2 separate regions of the Mus musculus genome follow, and region 1 is linked to region 2. The links are chromatin loops, found by intact Hi-C in ENCODE. Cell type or tissue: left cerebral cortex. All regions are shown on one strand. Links, peaks and the distances in the headings refer to the core of each region. The heading gives the core; the rest is flanking DNA. Region 1 overlaps Kcnb1 (potassium voltage gated channel, Shab-related subfamily, member 1). Region 2 holds the start of Gm39984 (a long non-coding RNA gene).

Evidence for each region. Peaks named below come from ENCODE experiments on the same cell type or tissue, not always from the same donor. Only the 100,000 strongest peaks of a DNase experiment are listed, where the experiment ranks them.
Region 1: a loop joins it to region 2, with 7 times the contacts of the local background. A loop is called at or near these places in 2 of 42 quality-filtered maps.

Annotation. Positions count from the first base shown.
Region 1 is chr2:167,139,813-167,148,142 of GRCm38, reverse strand. All of the region lies in intron 1 of Kcnb1 (potassium voltage gated channel, Shab-related subfamily, member 1), which reads left to right. Among named protein-coding and RNA genes, the nearest start is that of Gm52568, 15 kb to the right of the region's middle. In left cerebral cortex, for the core only: no CTCF peak of the experiment used is centred there; DNase peaks (open chromatin) are centred at 1,923, 2,637, 3,541, 6,239 and 2 more places; H3K27ac peaks cover 6,553 bases.
Region 2 is chr2:167,075,393-167,083,722 of GRCm38, reverse strand. It overlaps Gm39984 (a long non-coding RNA gene), which reads left to right and starts at 4,484. Exons shown (of 3, transcript XR_866968.1): 1 at 4,484-5,181; 2 at 7,085-7,193. In left cerebral cortex, for the core only: no CTCF peak of the experiment used is centred there; DNase peaks (open chromatin) are centred at 1,869, 3,983 and 4,407; H3K27ac peaks cover 3,415 bases.

The sequences.
Region 1 (8,330 bases), core at 151-8,150, 64 kb before region 2:
GCTCTGTGCCCCTCTTCCAACTGCCCTTCAGCTTTGCAGGGGCGCCGGTGCCCCCTTTATGCACATGAGAATAGGGGAAGAAGGGGTGTCAGAGTTGCTGGCTGGCCCCAGACACCTGTCAGCGGCATCTCCTTGTAGAGACCTGGTGTTCACCCTGCTGCCCCGATCTGAGGCACCGTGTGACTAGGCAGAGTCCTGTCCTGTCAGCAACCTCTGCAGTGTTGACAGTGGCCACAGCCCAAGGCTTCCGAAAGTCTCGGGGAAGAGGAGGAGTTTGGAGTCACAGCTGTGGGTGTGAATCTGTACTGTTGTTGTGACATACTGTTCTTGAGCCTGGTGGACATCGGTAGGCAGGATTGTCTGAGGCCTCCCACAGGGAAGGCAGACCACACCCCTGCCTGTATATCTTGCTCTTTGAATTTAAAGCAAAATAATAAAAATAAAAACATGGCAGGATGACAAGAAGGCCCAGCAGGTAAAGGCTCCTGTAACCCCAGCAGCCTGAGGTAATCACAGAGCTCACGTGGTGGACAGCCCAAACTGACCCTTGCAAGGTGTCCTCTGACCTCCACACATGCAAAGGCACACAGTGCCCCCTGCCCCAATAAATAAATATAATAGAAAAGTTTAAACTTCCCATTTGAGTAGAAGCAAAAGCAAATGGGGTGGGAATGCCCAGGGAGGGGGTTCAAAGTCCTGGGGTGGGAATAGCCAGGGTGAGGGTCAAAGGCCCTGGAGTGAGAATGCCCAGGGTGGGGTCAAAGGTCCTGGGGTGAGAATCCTCAGGGTGGGGATCAAAGACCTGGGGTGGGAAAGCCCAGGGTCAAGTCATATTTTCTTTATGCTCTGATCACCCTGTCCTGTCTCAGGAAACACAGGTCCTGTCTGGAAACTGGAGTTATCCAGGTGGTTCGACACACCTACATCTTTCCCTATTCTGGCCCCACTGCAGCCCCACAGAGTCCCAGCCCTGCCCACTCCCTTATCATTGGTCAGGGGCAAATGATGTTGCTCCAGTCTCAGTTTCCCCATCTTCCCCATGAAGATAATGTCCTCAGAAGGTGGCAGTGAGCATCAGAGGACTAAGACACACACACACACACACACACACACACACACACACAGTGCTGACGTCAGCACCCCACGAGTGCCTGCTAAATTTATTGTCTTGTTTATTTTATTTTTACCTTTGGTCTGCTTTTTGAAATTGGGGGTGCAGTGTTATGCCCGGCATAAATTGGAGGTAGGAGTCATTCTTTTTGGCTAAAATTGGAGAGAGAGAGGGAGGGAAGGAGAGAGAGACGGGGGAGGGGAGGGGTGCCCTCACTCTCACCTTGAGCTGACACAGGACCCACTCTGGGGAAAGCCCCACATTTTATTTGAGTCTTTGCTTTGCACATTTTGTTTGCTTGAAGTCCTTGACTTGATCAAGGACCCGCCTATATGTGCGGTCAGCTCTGCCAATCATGTCTGCCCTGGCTAACAAGGAGCAGGTGGTCCCATCAGTCAGTTCTCATATTCGGTCCCTTTCAGAGGGAATTCAGAAACTCTGTCTTGATCTGTCTGATTTAATCGAGCCAGTTCTAGAGCACCATGAAGAGTGGAAATCCTTTTGAAGCACAGGAGAGCCAGGGCAAAGGGGTCTGGGGCTAGGCAGTTCATTTAAATGGGGTGCAAGGCCACAATCTGCCCATGGCCCAGGATCCTGGAGCCTCCTGGAAAGGGAGAGTGTGAGCTCCCTGCTTTGGGTCCTTAGCATGTGTCCCCCTGGTCAGCACACGTTACAGGAGATGAAACTCCTTCCTTGTGAATGGTAGGCAAAGCTAATTGCTTAGGCTCTCTGGTGGGTAAAGAGAGAAGGGAAAGATGGAAGAAGGGGATTGGCCAAAAGGCAGTAGGTGACTATGTAAGCTCTCTGAACTCTTGTCTTCTTTCATAAAAAATGATCAGCCCTGCTGCCTGAGGCTGCTTAGCTGTCAGGATCAAACCACGTGGGAGATGACACCATTTTAAAACTAGGAAGTGGGGGGACTGGAGAGATGGCTCAGTGGTTAAAAGCACTGACCCGGGTCCAGTTTCCGGTGTCTGTGTGACAGCTCACAACTGTCTGTAACTTCTGTATCTGACACCCTCACACAGACATACAAGCAGGCAAAACACCAATGCACGTAAAATAAAAATAAATAAATTCACAGGAAGTCATGCGAGCCCTAGGGCTCTGTATGCACTGGGCTGAAGTCCACCTTGGAGGAGGCTGGAGAAAAGGAAGGGAGGAGGGAGAGCCAGGTCCCATTGAGACAATGGGCAGAGCCAGGCATGGTGGTGTCTGCCAACACTTCGGAGGCTGAGGCAGGGGGATAGAGATCTGAGGCCATCCTGGACTACATAGTGAGAGACCTTATCTCAGATAAACAAGCACATGAGGAAACAAATCTGGGACTGGGGAGATGGCTCAGTGGGTGGAGCTGGGGAGATGGCGCAGTGGGTAGAGCACTTGTGCAAACTTGAGGTCTTGAGTTCATATGTGCAGAACTACCTTAAAGCCAGACTCAGTAGCATGGTCCCAGCATTCCAGTGTGGAGGCAGAAGTAGGAGAATCTCCGGAAACTCAAAGGTTGGACACTGAGGACACACACACACAGAAAAGATAAAATGATGACGATAGGCATGGTGGCACACATGTGAACTCAGTGCTCTTGGGAGGCTGAGGCAGGAGGATTGCCACAAGTTCACTGCCAGCCTGGGCTATAGTGTAAGTAAGCTTGAGGTTAGCTTTGACTGCAGAATGAGACCCTGTCGCCAAGCAGGACCCCATGGGTTGAGCCGCAGCGCCCAAGCTCTCGCTGCTGCCCCCATCTCTGTCCCTGCTGTGGCCTCTCCTCCCACAGAAACGTTCACGTTCCTCCCCCCCACCCCCAAACTCCTCAAATGTTATGACATCCGTTCCAATACCCACACACCCAACACTCCCCTCTCCTGCATCCATCAGCTAAGCCGCACCTTGGACCTTCCCTGGCCACGATTCTTGCCTTCTATCCTGGGCAGGCTCCACCCAGCCTGCTGATTCGGGGAGCTGTCACCTGCTGTCACCTTTTCCTGCCACTAATGTGACTATTTACTCCCAAGAAAATGCCCTTAATTTACAAGGCATTAGTTCTAATGCTGGATGATTAGGGTCATTAATATTCATGGATGGCCCTCCAGGGGGGACCTGGGTGTTAATTAGCATTCTTATGCCTCCGTTCTCAATGAGGCTGCTGGTGGCTGCTGCCTCTGCTTCAGCCTCTTCCACTTCAAAGGGAAGCCTTGCCCCGGCCTTTCCTCTTTCACTCAGATCTCCATTCTGACAGCTGTCTGAAAGCCGCCCCCACTCCCTGAGCTGAAGGGGTCCAAGGTGTCAGGGAGGCTGGAAACCTGCAACTACTGGGGTGCCCTAGGGTCTGTCTGGAGCAGAGGAGGGAAGGGAGGCGGCAGGAATGTGTATGTGCCCCAAAAACAGAGCTCCATCTCAGACACCCACGCCTTCCTCCATCTCTAGTCAAAAATGTTCTAGTGTTTTTATGTAAGGTGGAATCTAAGCCAGCCATCCCAACACCCCAGCCTTGGGTCTGCTCAACAAACAGAGCTGTGCGAGGTGTCTGTTTTTGGGGACCCGGATTGGAGAATACATATCTCATTCCTCCTTTCATACCCTCTGGGCTTGGGGTGCCAGAAGCACCCATTGCCTGTCTGAGGAATGGGCTTCAAGTAGAAGATGCTGTATAAACAGTATCATGTTGCCACAGCAACTGAAGTGCTTCCTTCCTCCCTAGAGACCTGCATGGGGTCCTGGAGTGGCCTCACCCACCTATGCCATTCAACTATGGAGCAAGACTGTAACTTAACAATGCCTCCTGGGACTAGACAGAGCTGGATGTGAGAGATGTAGCAGGGGTGACCAGGTGCCTGTGTGTGGCTTCCAGCCAGTTACTGACATGCGGAAAAATGGATTCAGAGCTGCCAACCTCTAACTGCCTCAGAGAGATGGACAGTGTGGTTATGGGTACAGCACTGCTGGCAAAGAACCCAGATGAGAATTGTTCAATAAGGGCCATGTGGCCAGAGTGTGGCTGTAGGTTGGCACTTGGAGCTGGCCAGTCCAGTCACTCTTCTGTAATCTAATCAGGGTATGTTACTCTCTGTCAGGATGCTCGCCCCACTGCATCCCAGCCTTGCAGTGAATGGTGAGAAGATGGCTTTGCGAGGGGTGGGGAGGTAGCAAGTAACCCCATTCCCAAAAGACTCTGGGTCAGACCTAGCATCCGTCCCATTGCATCCTGGGTGTCTGTGATCACTCAGGATTTGATATCCGAACAGGCATGGTGGCACACGTCTGGAACATTAACCTACAGGCTAAAACTAGAAGATGGTACTTACAGCTGACCTGGGCTCCTGAATAAGCTGCTGCCTGGGCTACAGAAGAAGACACTGTCTGAAGGGAAAACAAGAAGAGCTTGCCTTGCAAGGACAAGGATCTGAACTTGATCCTCAGAACTAGGCGAAAAGCTCTGTTTTTGAGCCATCCCTGTAATTTCAACACCAGAGAGGCAGAGACAGGAGGATCCTTGGGGGGTTGCTGGACAGCCACAAAAAAAAAAACAAAAAACAAAAAACAAAAAAAAAATCCAGAGATGGCTCAGTGGTTAAGAGCACTGACTGCTCTTCTAAAAGGTCCTGAGTTCAATTTCCAGCTCTCTGAAGACAGCTACAGTGCATTCATATACATTAAATATATAGATAAATAGATAATAAAAAACAAAAGAACCCAAGATGGATCGCACCTGGCACCTGAGAAATGACACCTAAGGTTGTCCTCTGGCTTCTGGGTACATATACACCCATATATACCACACACACACCAGCAGATCCTGGTCATAGGTAGGAAAGGGCCACTTGGATCAAATGTACCTGCCTCTCCTTGTTAAGTGATACTAAACTGGGCTCTTCTCTGTGCCTCAACTTCCCCATCTGTATGTTGGGATATTTCTCATAATTGTCATAGTCTCTCTCTCTCTCTCTCTCTCTCTCTCTCTCTCTCTCATTTGTTTTTCAAGACATGGTTTCTCCATGCATCCCTGACTGTCCTGGAACTTGCTTTGTAAACCAGGCTGGCCTCAAACTATCTCTGCCCCGAAGTGCTGGGATTAAAGGTGTGAGCCAACACTCACAGTGACTATCACTTTGTTTGTTTGTTTGTTTGTTTGTTTGTTTGTTTGTCGAAACAGGGTTTCTCTGTGTAGCCCTGGCTGTCCTGGAACTCACTCTGTAGACCAGGCTGGCCTCGAACTCAGAAATCCACCTGTCTCTGCCTCCCGAGTGATGGGATTAAAGGCGTGTGCCACCACAACCAGCTGACTATCACTTTTTAAGTCCATCCGAGTACTTCTGTCCCCAGCGTTTTCTGTGTCATTTGTTGGAGATTTGGAGTTGGCATCTCATTATCAAGAGTGGGTCCCCACTTGGTCTTTTTGACAACAATGTGACCTTGGTGATTGCCACTGGATGGAGGTGGGGAGAGAAGAATATCTGGGAAGGTCCCTGCCTCTGTGTTGCCTATTGCCCTAGAAGAGACAGGAAAGGTGGTGAGCTTGTCCACATCTGCTTAGTCACCTCATGTCCTGGAGGGATGACACTAGGACTGCCTCCCAGGCTGGTACCGCATGCCCAGGATTTAACTAGGACTGGTGTGAAGCATTTCAACCTTGCTGCCATCTGTGGCTGGACATTCTCTGCGGAGAATAGCTCTGTGTGTTCAAGGATGTGTTACCCCAGCCTGAATCCTCTCACCGCATGCCAACACCACACACACACACACACACACACACACACACACACACACACACACACACATGGCGTGTGTGGGAGATTAAAACAATCCCTTCAAATGTGCCTGAAGGACACATTCACCCTGACTAAGAACTGCTGGAGGATTTGTGGTAGCCAGAGGTGATCTATGTATGACTCGGTGGTACCACAGTCAGGGCTGCCAGGAGATTCTGGGGAGGGAGGAGGAGGAGGCTCTTTGTTTCCTTCCCTTGAACAAGACATATCTCCCCATGATGGCACCAGCAGCCATGCTGGGTCCATGAGATAAGCCAGTCTGGGTCAGAGCTGGAGCAGAGAAGTCTGAGATAGGACTCTGTTGTGTGAGATAATAAATCCCCTGTAGAGTTTTACTCGCTGTCTTCTGTTTCATACGTCAAACCCTCTCATAACTGATAGATCATAAATCACACTTCCCATCTCATCTTAACGCCACCTTCCTCAGAGAGCCCTCCCCACACTCACAATAGACACTCGGTCCTCATGTTATTCTAGATTTGCCTCGTTGGTGTCTGTCTCAGTTTATAGATACACTTCTATGTACTAAGGCCTGTTTCCCACTAGACTGTCAGTGCCTGGTAACAAAGGTCTTCTTTGTCCTTTCTTCCCAGTGGCAATAAACTCTGACGCAGAGCAGGCTTTCAGTAAGGGTTGTTGTTCAGTACGTGGATCAAGTAAACAAGAGATGCATGAATGAGTGGATGGAAGAGTGAATATAGGATTGATATATGATTGGATGGTGGCGAATAGGCAGTAGATGGGTAGATGGGTGCATGATAGGTAGATAGATGGGTGATGGATGAATCAACAGATGGTTGGTAGATGAGTGGATGGATGGGTGGGTGGAGTGACTGGTGGATGGATGTGTGTAGGGGTGGCTCGATAGTTGGGATGAATGCGTAGGTGGGTAGATGAATAGATGGGTGCATGAGTGGGTGGATGGATGGATGGATAGATGGGTGGATGGATGGGTAGATGGGTAAATAGATGGGTGGATGGATGGGTAGATGGGTAAATAGATGGGTGGATGGATGGGTAGATGGATAAATAGATGGGTGGATGGATAGGTGGTTGGATGGATGATAAATGAGTAGGTGGGTGGGTAGATGAATGGATGATGGGTAGATGGATGTTTGTGAATAGATTAGTGGTTGAGTGGATAAGTAGATGAATAGGGAGGTGAATGGATAGATGGATAAATGAATGGGTGCATGGAGAGAAAGGTAGGTGGGTAGATAGATTGTGGATAGATGGTGGGTGTGTGAAGAGACTGGTGGGTGGATGGATGGATCTACTGATCCACTGACATAGCTTTCAGTGTCTCCATTCTCCTACGAATAGACTTAGGAGTGGATCACTGGGCTGTATGGAAATATTTTATATTTGATATTTTGCATACCTGGTGGTTTTGTTCTCTTCAGCCCTCAGTATAATTCAGTTCTGAGTGATTCTTGTGAGTCGAGTCTCTGGCCTCCCAGGTAAGCATTCCCAGGGTCTCTTCTGCTATATTAAGGCCCTAAGAATCGCACCAAACTTTCAGCAGAGTCAAATCCTGCTTCTGTCTTCTCCTCCGGACAGTGTGTTCACAAGCAGGCAACTAAACTGCTCCAAATCTATATGTCCAAGAAGACAAAAATCCAAACACAGCCGTAGAGATGCTATTCGTCTCTCTCCTATGTGCTTATCACAGCTGTGGTTATTTGCCAGGACACGACATTAAGGTGGCCAATGCAGACAAAGAAATACCTATGAGGTTTGACTTGTGTTCTGGTCTTTTCAGGCCGTAGCCGTGGCCACTGTTCTGCCATCCTGGGTAAACTGGCTTTTTCCTGCTGCCTCATCTGTGCCACCTGTAAATCTAGGCTGCACCCACAGAGAATCAGGAGAATCCTTTCTTGCTTTCTTTCTTTCTTTCTTTCTTTCTTTCTTTCTTTCTTTCTTTCTTTCTTTCTTTCTTTCTTTCAGCCTACTGCCTGAAGGGGCACAGGGGTCAAACATGGTGCAAGCCACCCCCTTCCTTCCGTGTGGCACCCTGGGCTGTGGGGGTGGTACTTCCGGAGCAGATGGATCAGGCAGCTGTGGGGATGGGTGGGCATGTGACCTGGGATAAGATAAGTGCCTCGTCAGTCACCACCACCTGTTCTGGCACCTTCTGATCACCTCCTTACCCCCACGGGGCGCGTGGCAGTCATCTGCTAGTAAGTCAGTCTCTACAAAGAAGCCAGGCCTGGTGCTCCTCACCTGGGTCGGGCCACCGCTGAGCAAGGGCACGCTGGGAGTGTGCTCACAGAGAACAAAGACGTGGGCAGAGCCCAAAAATAGTTCAGGAAACCCACAGCTTTCTGTTTTCTCCCTGGGAGGGTAGCTGAGTGATTCTCGGCAGGGGACCTTGGACGTGTCTCCTGCAAACACTGTAATTATGAACCAGCTAGGGTGGCGCTCTGGGTGCTGAGAGTGCTGGTGGGAGA
Region 2 (8,330 bases), core at 145-8,144:
GGGAACTGAACCTGGGTGTTCTGGAAGAGCAGCCAGTACTCTAAATTGTTCCAGCTCCATTGTTTCTGTGCATCTGTTGGTTTGTGACTTAGTTTCAAGTTGCCTAGGCTGGCTTCAAACTCAATAGGTAGTTACGAATTGCTGCCTCTGCCATCCAAGGACCAGTACTAGATATGACCCACCATGCCCAACAGTTTAAAGATATCCATGTGTTTTTGAGTATCAGTCACAACCAAAAGATCCCGAATACACATAGGTGTGTGGTAAATAGGCATGTCTGACTGTGCTTGCTCGCAGATACATAAAGGCCACTGAGTTGTCTAGCTCCATCACCACCCATAAGCATCGCTGTCTCCCCACCCCGCCCGGCCCCGCCCCTGCCTGCTTTCTTCCCTGGAAGTCGATGCAGTCTGAAATGATCTAATAGCACTCTGCACGCTCCCTTCAATCACTTTTAATGTCACCCTACCTTGGTTTCTGTCTCACTGCTGTGCTGGCCTCTGGAACCCTGCCTGACACACAGTAGGTGTTCAATAGATGTTTGCCAAAAGGATGAGAGAAGCCGGAGAGTGAGGCTCCTTGAAATGAGGAGTACCCTACTGCCCCTAGCCTCAAGCCAAATGTAAGTCCATCTAGAAAAGTGAAGAGCAAGGCTGAGGGCAGATGGTTCATCTGGGAAGCACCTGCTGACAAGCATGAGGACCTGAGTTCAAATCCCCAGCACCTACATAAGAAAGTCAGATCAAAGTTAAGGGCTGGGGAAGCAGACTATAGGACCCCAAGGGAGCTCAACCGCCAACCAATCAGAGAGCCCAGTCAGAGGATCTGTCTTGAAAATTAAGGTGGAGGATTAGAGACATGGTTCAGTGGCTTAGAGCATTGGTTGTTCTCACAGAGACCTGGGCTCAATTCCAAACATCCACATGGTTTGGAGTGTTTCAGGATATGATGGCCTCTTCTGGTCTCTGTGGGCACCCGGCATGTGGTACACATACACAAGTAGGGGGAAACACTCATGCGTACAAGATAAGTAAACCTAATTTTACATGCACACACACACATATGCAGACACACACACCACATAAGGAACAACTAAGGAAGCAAGGAAGACACCTGATGTGAAGACACACTCTGACCCCCACATGCACACACATGCACACACATGCACACACATGCACACATATGCATGGCCACCCTCACACAAAGAACTAAAGAGAGCCAAGCTTGGTGGCACACACCAGTGACATCAACTCTCCAGAGGTTGAGCCAGAAGGACGGAGAGTTCGAGGACAGCCTGAGTTGCTTAGTAAAATTCTGTCTCCAAAAACAAAACTAAAATGGACACAGGGGGCACAATGTAAGCTACGGTCCAGTGCCATGGGGTCCCCACAGGAGCCTTAGGGTGCCACTACTGGCCATCCTTGCTTTATGTGGAGGGAAATAGGCACAGAGAGGTTAAGTCATTTGCTCAAGACGCCAGAGCACAGGAGTAGCCAAGCTGACACCCAGACACCCTGGCTACAGAGAGACACAAACACATACACACTCAGAGACACACACAGACCCACATGCATACACAGACACACAGACACACACAGAAACACACACACACGCAGACATACAAACACACTCACACAGGCACACAGACACACATAGATACACACAGAAATATACTCACACAAGCACAGATATAGACATACAAGCACACTCATACAGGCACATATACACCACACACACACACACACACACACACACACTCTAGAGCACTGTAAGGAATGAGAACATCTTGCCCCACCATGCGTGTCTGTGGCCCCTCCCTGCCAGCTACTGCCCTCACTTCCCAGTCTGCAGCAAACTTGCGTCCTTGGTGATGCAGGAAGCTGCTGTAGGCTGCCCAGTTGTCATGGTGATGGCCAGCAGCCCCTGTAAACAGTCTCCCTTACTGCCTGCCTGGCTGGCTCATGTTGTGACCCTCTGAAGTTGACCCTATCTGGGTGGCCTGTGGGCTGGTGGCCTGCTTGTCTGTTCTGTTGCCACCTGTGCTGGTACTGGGGCACGGGAGGTGTAGAAACAGAAAGCCGGGGTCCCTCCCTTCCTTCCTTCCTTCCTGTCCCCTTCTTGGCTGGTGACCTTCCCTTCCCCAGGTGTCTATCACAATGTGGCCACAGGAGTAAAAACGTTCCCTTCTTCTATCCTTTCTCCCTCCCTCTCTCCCTCCCTCCTTCCTTTCCTCCTGCCCTCTCCTTCAGCATGTGCCACATAATGGTCCGGATACTGGGAACACAACCATGGCCAGGGGAGACCAGCCTCTAGAATAAGACAACAGCGTCAGAGAAGAAAGGGTATGCAGGTCAGGGCTGCTCTTCCTGGGCTAGGGAGGGAGGGCCCCCTCAGCCAGTCAAGCTGAATGAAAAGGCAGAGACGCATAAAAAGAACCAGCGTCTAGGGAACAAAGGTGACTGACATGCAAAGGCCCTGAGGCAGCCATAACTTGGCCCAGACAGAAGGGCTTTCCTTCAGAATGACACCTCTAACTCTCAGCCGCTACAGGTGAAGAAAACATGAACAGAGGCGTGGGGGGCATTGCTCAGGACCACAGGAGATAACCACAGCCACACCTGATGCAGGTACAACTTCCTGCCTGTGGCGTGGCCACCCTCAGCCCTGGCGTCTTATCTGCTTTCACTTAAGAGACGGTGAAAGAACAAACAGAACAAGTGCCAGAGCTTCAGTGTGACCTCTCGCCCCTACGAGAGAAGGCAGAGACAGAAACAGAAAGATCCATATTTAAGGGCCAACAAGATGGCTTAGGAGGTAAAGGTGCTTGCTGCCAACCCTCACAGTCTGAGTTGGATCCCCAGGACTCACATGGCAGAAGGAAAGAATAACCTCTGAGTGTTAGCCTCTGACCATCACGCCTGAACCGTGACAAATGCATGTGTTAGCTCTCTCTCTCTCAATGTAATTTCAAAACTTTAAAGGAATAACGGCCCCTGTCTGAGGTCATATGACTTTTGCCTGGTCAGCCCATGGCCCCAACTCTCAGCTGATGTGCTTCAGTGACAGAGTAACTTGGCCCAGAGCCCCCAGGAATGGGGACAGTGTTGGGTCAGACCCCTCCTTGTGGGCTTTATGAAAATGTAAACTGGCCACCGCAAGGTGTTTAGATTTTTCAAACCAAGCCATACCTTTTCCATGAACGGATTTTTAACACATTGACTCAGCTGGGTGTGATCCCAGTACCCAGGAGGCTTAGGCAGGTGAGTTGCCATGAGAGAACTGCTAGCCTGTGTTAAAAGTGAGTTCTGGGCCAGCCTGGGCTACTGAGCAAGACTCTGCCTCAAAAACAAAAACAAAAGTCAATCAATTATTTAGTTAAAATAAAATGTTGATTCGAGGGTCATTTTGCACTGTGGCAGTCAGATGAGGGGCATTAGATGTTCTGAGCTGAGACCTGTGCACACAGCCAGCTCTGATCCTGCAGGCCCACCTCCTCAGCACTTTTGAATCTACTAGAGGGGAGAGGAAAATGATCGCAAGCCTGGTACCCACTTTGTATCAGAAAGGCTTTATATAAAGCAGCTGTCTCTTGTCACTGTTCACCACAGGCCCTGGAGCCTGAACCTCACCCGTCACCCTTGGGCCATGCTCTGGACGGGAATCCGGGACTTCATTTTCTTTTGCTCATTTACAGGGCATGTAGGCTGGTGACCCGGTCATGGAAATCGGGACTGGTGGAGCAAGGTCAGTTGGATATTGCTAATACTGGAGAGCAAGCAGGGATGTAACAGGAGAAACAGGGAGAGAGTGGAAGGCGGGGCAAGGGCTCTGGGCCTGCTTCCCAGACCCAGGCTGCACGCAGGTGTCTGCCAACACTGCCTGGAATCTAGGGAGGGCACACCCAGGAGAGAAGCCTGTGGCATCTTTGAATCGCAGTGCCAAATGCCTGGGCCTGGTTCCTCTCCCGGCGATCCAATTACTAAATGCAGTAGCATTCTTGAAAAAATGTCTTTCCTCTTATGTAATGCGGCCGTGACAAACGTGGAGCAGATGGTGCGGCGACAGGCTTCCCGCAACCCTATCCTTCCAAATTAATGTATGGGCATTTAAATGAGCCCAGGAATACAGGAGGGACGGGCCACTTAAGGGGCTGACTAGGCTTCCCCCTCAATGTTTGAGGGATGTTAATGACCTGCGTTACATTGGGGCTGAGTTCACTGTAAATCATTGGTTAGAACATACCTGGTTTGGACCCCCTGGAGACACACCATGAAGCCTCCCCAAAGCTGGAAAAGGAGGCGCCTCCTCTATTCTTTATGTCATTCTCCACCAAACTCTTAGATTATCTTTGAGAATGTGGACATCTCTCCCTGCCTCCCATGGGGAAATGGTTTAGTCACAAACTGTGTCAACTGCTGGCAGTCAGCTCGTCCACCCCTCCCCCCCCCCTCAGCCTTCCTTCCCCAGGGATGAGATCATGTTGTTTGGAGGCGGTTTTAACTGAAGAACGCTAGGGATGTGCAAAGCCGTCCTCAGAAATCTCCTTCCTCATCACAGGCTGTACCCTGTGGGATGGGCGGAGACCGGAGGCCAGGTGCAGGTCCCAGGCTCATCCTAGGGTCAAGTTCCCGGCCCCCAGCTCAGACCTGACACACTGGGAGGCTGGACTGCTGGGTTGCACAACCAGCTGGCCTTAGGAGTTCAGACCTGGGAGAGCTCTGAAATGTCTCTGTTCTGATAGGGAAACTGAGGCTCAGAGAAGGAAAGCGGTCTGCTCAGGCTCAGATGGACAGGTATGACAGAGGCTGGCGAACCCACTGCTCTCCCTGAAGCTGCCATTGCCTGGAACCTGTCCACCCACCATCCCCCCTTCTTCTAGTCTCAGGACCCTGAATCTCTACTGGGAATCAAACCTTCTCCACCCTCGGGACAGGTGGTTCAAGTAAAACAATCGGCTTCCTGCTCATCCAAGGGCACCCACCTGGCTCAGTCCTAACCAATCAGAACAGTTCATTCCTCCCTCTTACCCAACTGGTTCAGGTTGGTAGGTAATGACTCCGTGGGCGGGGCAGCAGGTATTCACTTCCGGTTTAACTGGGGTCGTTAATATAAGGCAGTTCTTCTTGTGCTCTCGGCTGGAGGGAACAACACCCAGGGGGCAGCCACCTCTGCCACTATCAGGTGACTGACTACCCAAGAATGGAAGGCACACAGGAAGCTCATGGCCAAGGGAAAGTGATACAGCAGGCTTTGACTGGAAAAATCCCGGGAGCGAGCTGGACCTGCAAGCTGGCCGGAGATTGCTCGACTCCACGGACTAGTACATTCTCCCTTGTGCTGAAGTCGGTTGAGTTCTGTCACTCGCCCGCAAAAGGGGGTTCAGCTACGAAACAAGGCTCCAAAACAGGGTGCTGAGGGACCCTCTCTCCATACCCAGAATGTCCCCCAACTCCCTGTCACACAGCACCAACATACTTTACAGGCAGTACTCATGAGGGGAGTTCCCAACTGATGGCCCATGGCCATTTTGTGTGCCCCTGCAGCCTGCTTCCTCCTTGGCCTTGGTCAGGAGCGCAGGCACGTTATTTTCAAACTCAGCTTTGTCCAGCATCCCCTGCCCTGAGGCTGTACCCAACATATCCTATCACTTTCCTGGGCCTGGCTTGCTTGCTTGCTTCTTTTTCTTTCTTTCTTTCTTTCTTTCTTTCTTTCTTTCTTTCTTTCTTTCTTTCTTTCTTTCTCTCTCTCTCTCTCTCTCTCTCTCTCTCTCTCTCTCTCTCTCTTTCTCACACTCTCTTTATTTATACATGTGGTTTTCTTTTCCTTTGTCACATAGCCTCATGTAGCCAAGGCTAGCCTTCAGCTTCTAACCTTCCGGCAGTGAGATTTTACAGGCAAGCTGGCTGGCTTCATGTCTCTGTAACCACATTGTGGGATGGGGGAAAGCACCTGTCCTGCCAGCTGATTAAAGGAATTGAAACAGGGGCCACCACTGCTAGATATGACAATAGTGTCTCTTAGCAGGTGTTCCAGCCCGAGCCACAGAGTGGACTCTTCTTAGAGTCCACTTGAGAAAGGATACCCTTCACAGGAAAACAAAAACCAATGGAGACAGGGAGTCTGCCCTGGGGTGCGTGGGACCTCCCCTGCCGGCCCTTGCCGTTGCAGGTGCTTGCTCAGTTCCTTTGCCCAGCCCCTGATCCCAGACTGGCACACAGGTGTGAAGAGATACCCATCCAGTGACTCACACTGCCCGAGTGGGGACAGTATGAGTCCTGGCTTAGGCACGAGGATCAAGTAACGGCAACTCAAGCCAGTTCCAGACCAGGCCAGGGACAGCTGGATGGATGTGCCTCTCTCATAGGCATCTCAGGCTCCCTGATCAAACCCCGAACTGCCGCCCAGTCTCCATCTAACCCCAACCCTTCCCTCACCCACGCCCACCAGAGCCCCTGATAGGGAGCTGTGAGTTGAGGTGTTCAGCAGGTGTTACTCAGAGTACCTAGGGATCTGGCAAGAACTGGGGGTCATCGGGCAAAAATACCTCACAAGTCAGAAAGGCCAGGAACAAAAGAGCCAATGTCACATGGTGCCATTCATACAATTGGTAAATGCACCATTTAGGGCTGGTTGGGTCAGAGGACCAAGGGAAGGGTAAGTCTAACAGGGACAGGGTTTCTTTTGGATGGGAGCAATGCTGTTCCAAAAGGACATTCTCGTGGGTGGTTTGAATAAGAATGGCCCACACAGGCTCCTGTAGTTGAATGTTTGGTTCCCAGTTGGTTGAAGTGCTTAGGAAGGATTAAGAGGTGTGGCCTTGTTGGGGAAGGCGTGTCACTGGGGGTGGGCTTTGAAATTTCAAAAGCCCATGCTAGGCCCTGTCTCTTTCTCTCTGTCTTTCTGTCTCTTCCCCTTTCTCCTCTCTGCTACCTGCAGATAAGATGTAAGCTCTCAGTCACTGCTCCCGTGCATGCAGCCCTGGTCCCTGCCATGACAGCCATAGACTCCCCCTTCGACACTGTAAACAAGCCCCCGTTACATGGTTTCTTTTATAAGCTGCCTTGGTCATAGTATCTCTTTACAGCAACAGACAGTGGCTAAAGCAAGCCTAGTGATGCTTACAGAGTTGGTTGGCATGCAGGATGGACCTAACAGTGCTCTGGTATGCAGAACCAAATGGCAGTTGTTCATGGGTAAGCAGCGTGGTGCGTGCCTGAGTGGGATATCATTGAGGGTGACATGGCACAGCTGACTCCCAGGAACAGAGACTTCTTTTGCTGCCTGAAGCCTCTCTTGGCTTTTCTTTTTTCTTTTCTTTTTTTATTTTTTTAAGATTTATTTATTTATTTACTGTAGCTGTCTTCAGACACATCAGAAAAGGGCATCAGATCTCATTACAGATGGTTGTGAGCCACCATGTGGTTGCTGGGATTTGAACTCAGGACCTTCAGAAGAGCAGTCAGTGCTCTTGCAAGCTGAGCCATCTCTCTAGCTCCTCTCTTGGCTTTTCAGTCATCTAGGGGTGAGCCTTACCAGGGTTTGGTGGATCCTGGTCGCCTAACAGTCACTAGCTTCCTGCTAGACGAAGAAGAGAATACTCATCTTTTTAAAAAAGTTTTTTTTTCATATATATGAGTAGCTGTTTTCAGACACACCAAAAGAGGACATAGGATCCCATTATAGATGGCTATAATTCCCATGTGGTTGCTGGGAATTGAACTCAGGGCCTACTGGAAGAGCAGTCAGTGCTCTTAACCACTCTCCGGCCCCCATGCTCAGCATCTTGAGAAGCCAAGATGTCTGGCTGTATTTGTATGGTTTCCTTGTTTTATTTTGTTTTGAGGCAGGGTCTCCGGTAGGCTAAACTGAGCTCAGACCCACTGACGATGATATCTGTGATGTTCCAATTGTTAACTTCAGGAAGTCACCGGGAGATGGACCTCTGGGCATGCCTGTGACAAGTAATCTTGGTTAGGTTACTTGAGGTAGGATGACCTACCTGCTATGGATGGCACTGAGTTGGGACACTGGACTGTATGAAAAAAAAGAGAAACATAAGCAGAAGTATTCATTCATTCATTCATTGCTGTCTGCTTCCTGGATGTGAATGAGATGTGACCAGCTGCCACTGGTTCCTGCAATAGGAAAAGTGAAACAACCTGGAAACTCTGATTCTAATCCCCGGGGCCTGAGTGCTAGTGTCACAGGTGTGGGGAGGAGCCTGAGTGCTAGAGTCACAGGTGTGGGGAGAAGCCTGAGTGCTAGAATCACAGGTGTGGGGCGGGGCCTGAGTGCTAGAGTCACAGGTGTGGGGAGGAGCCTGAGTGCTA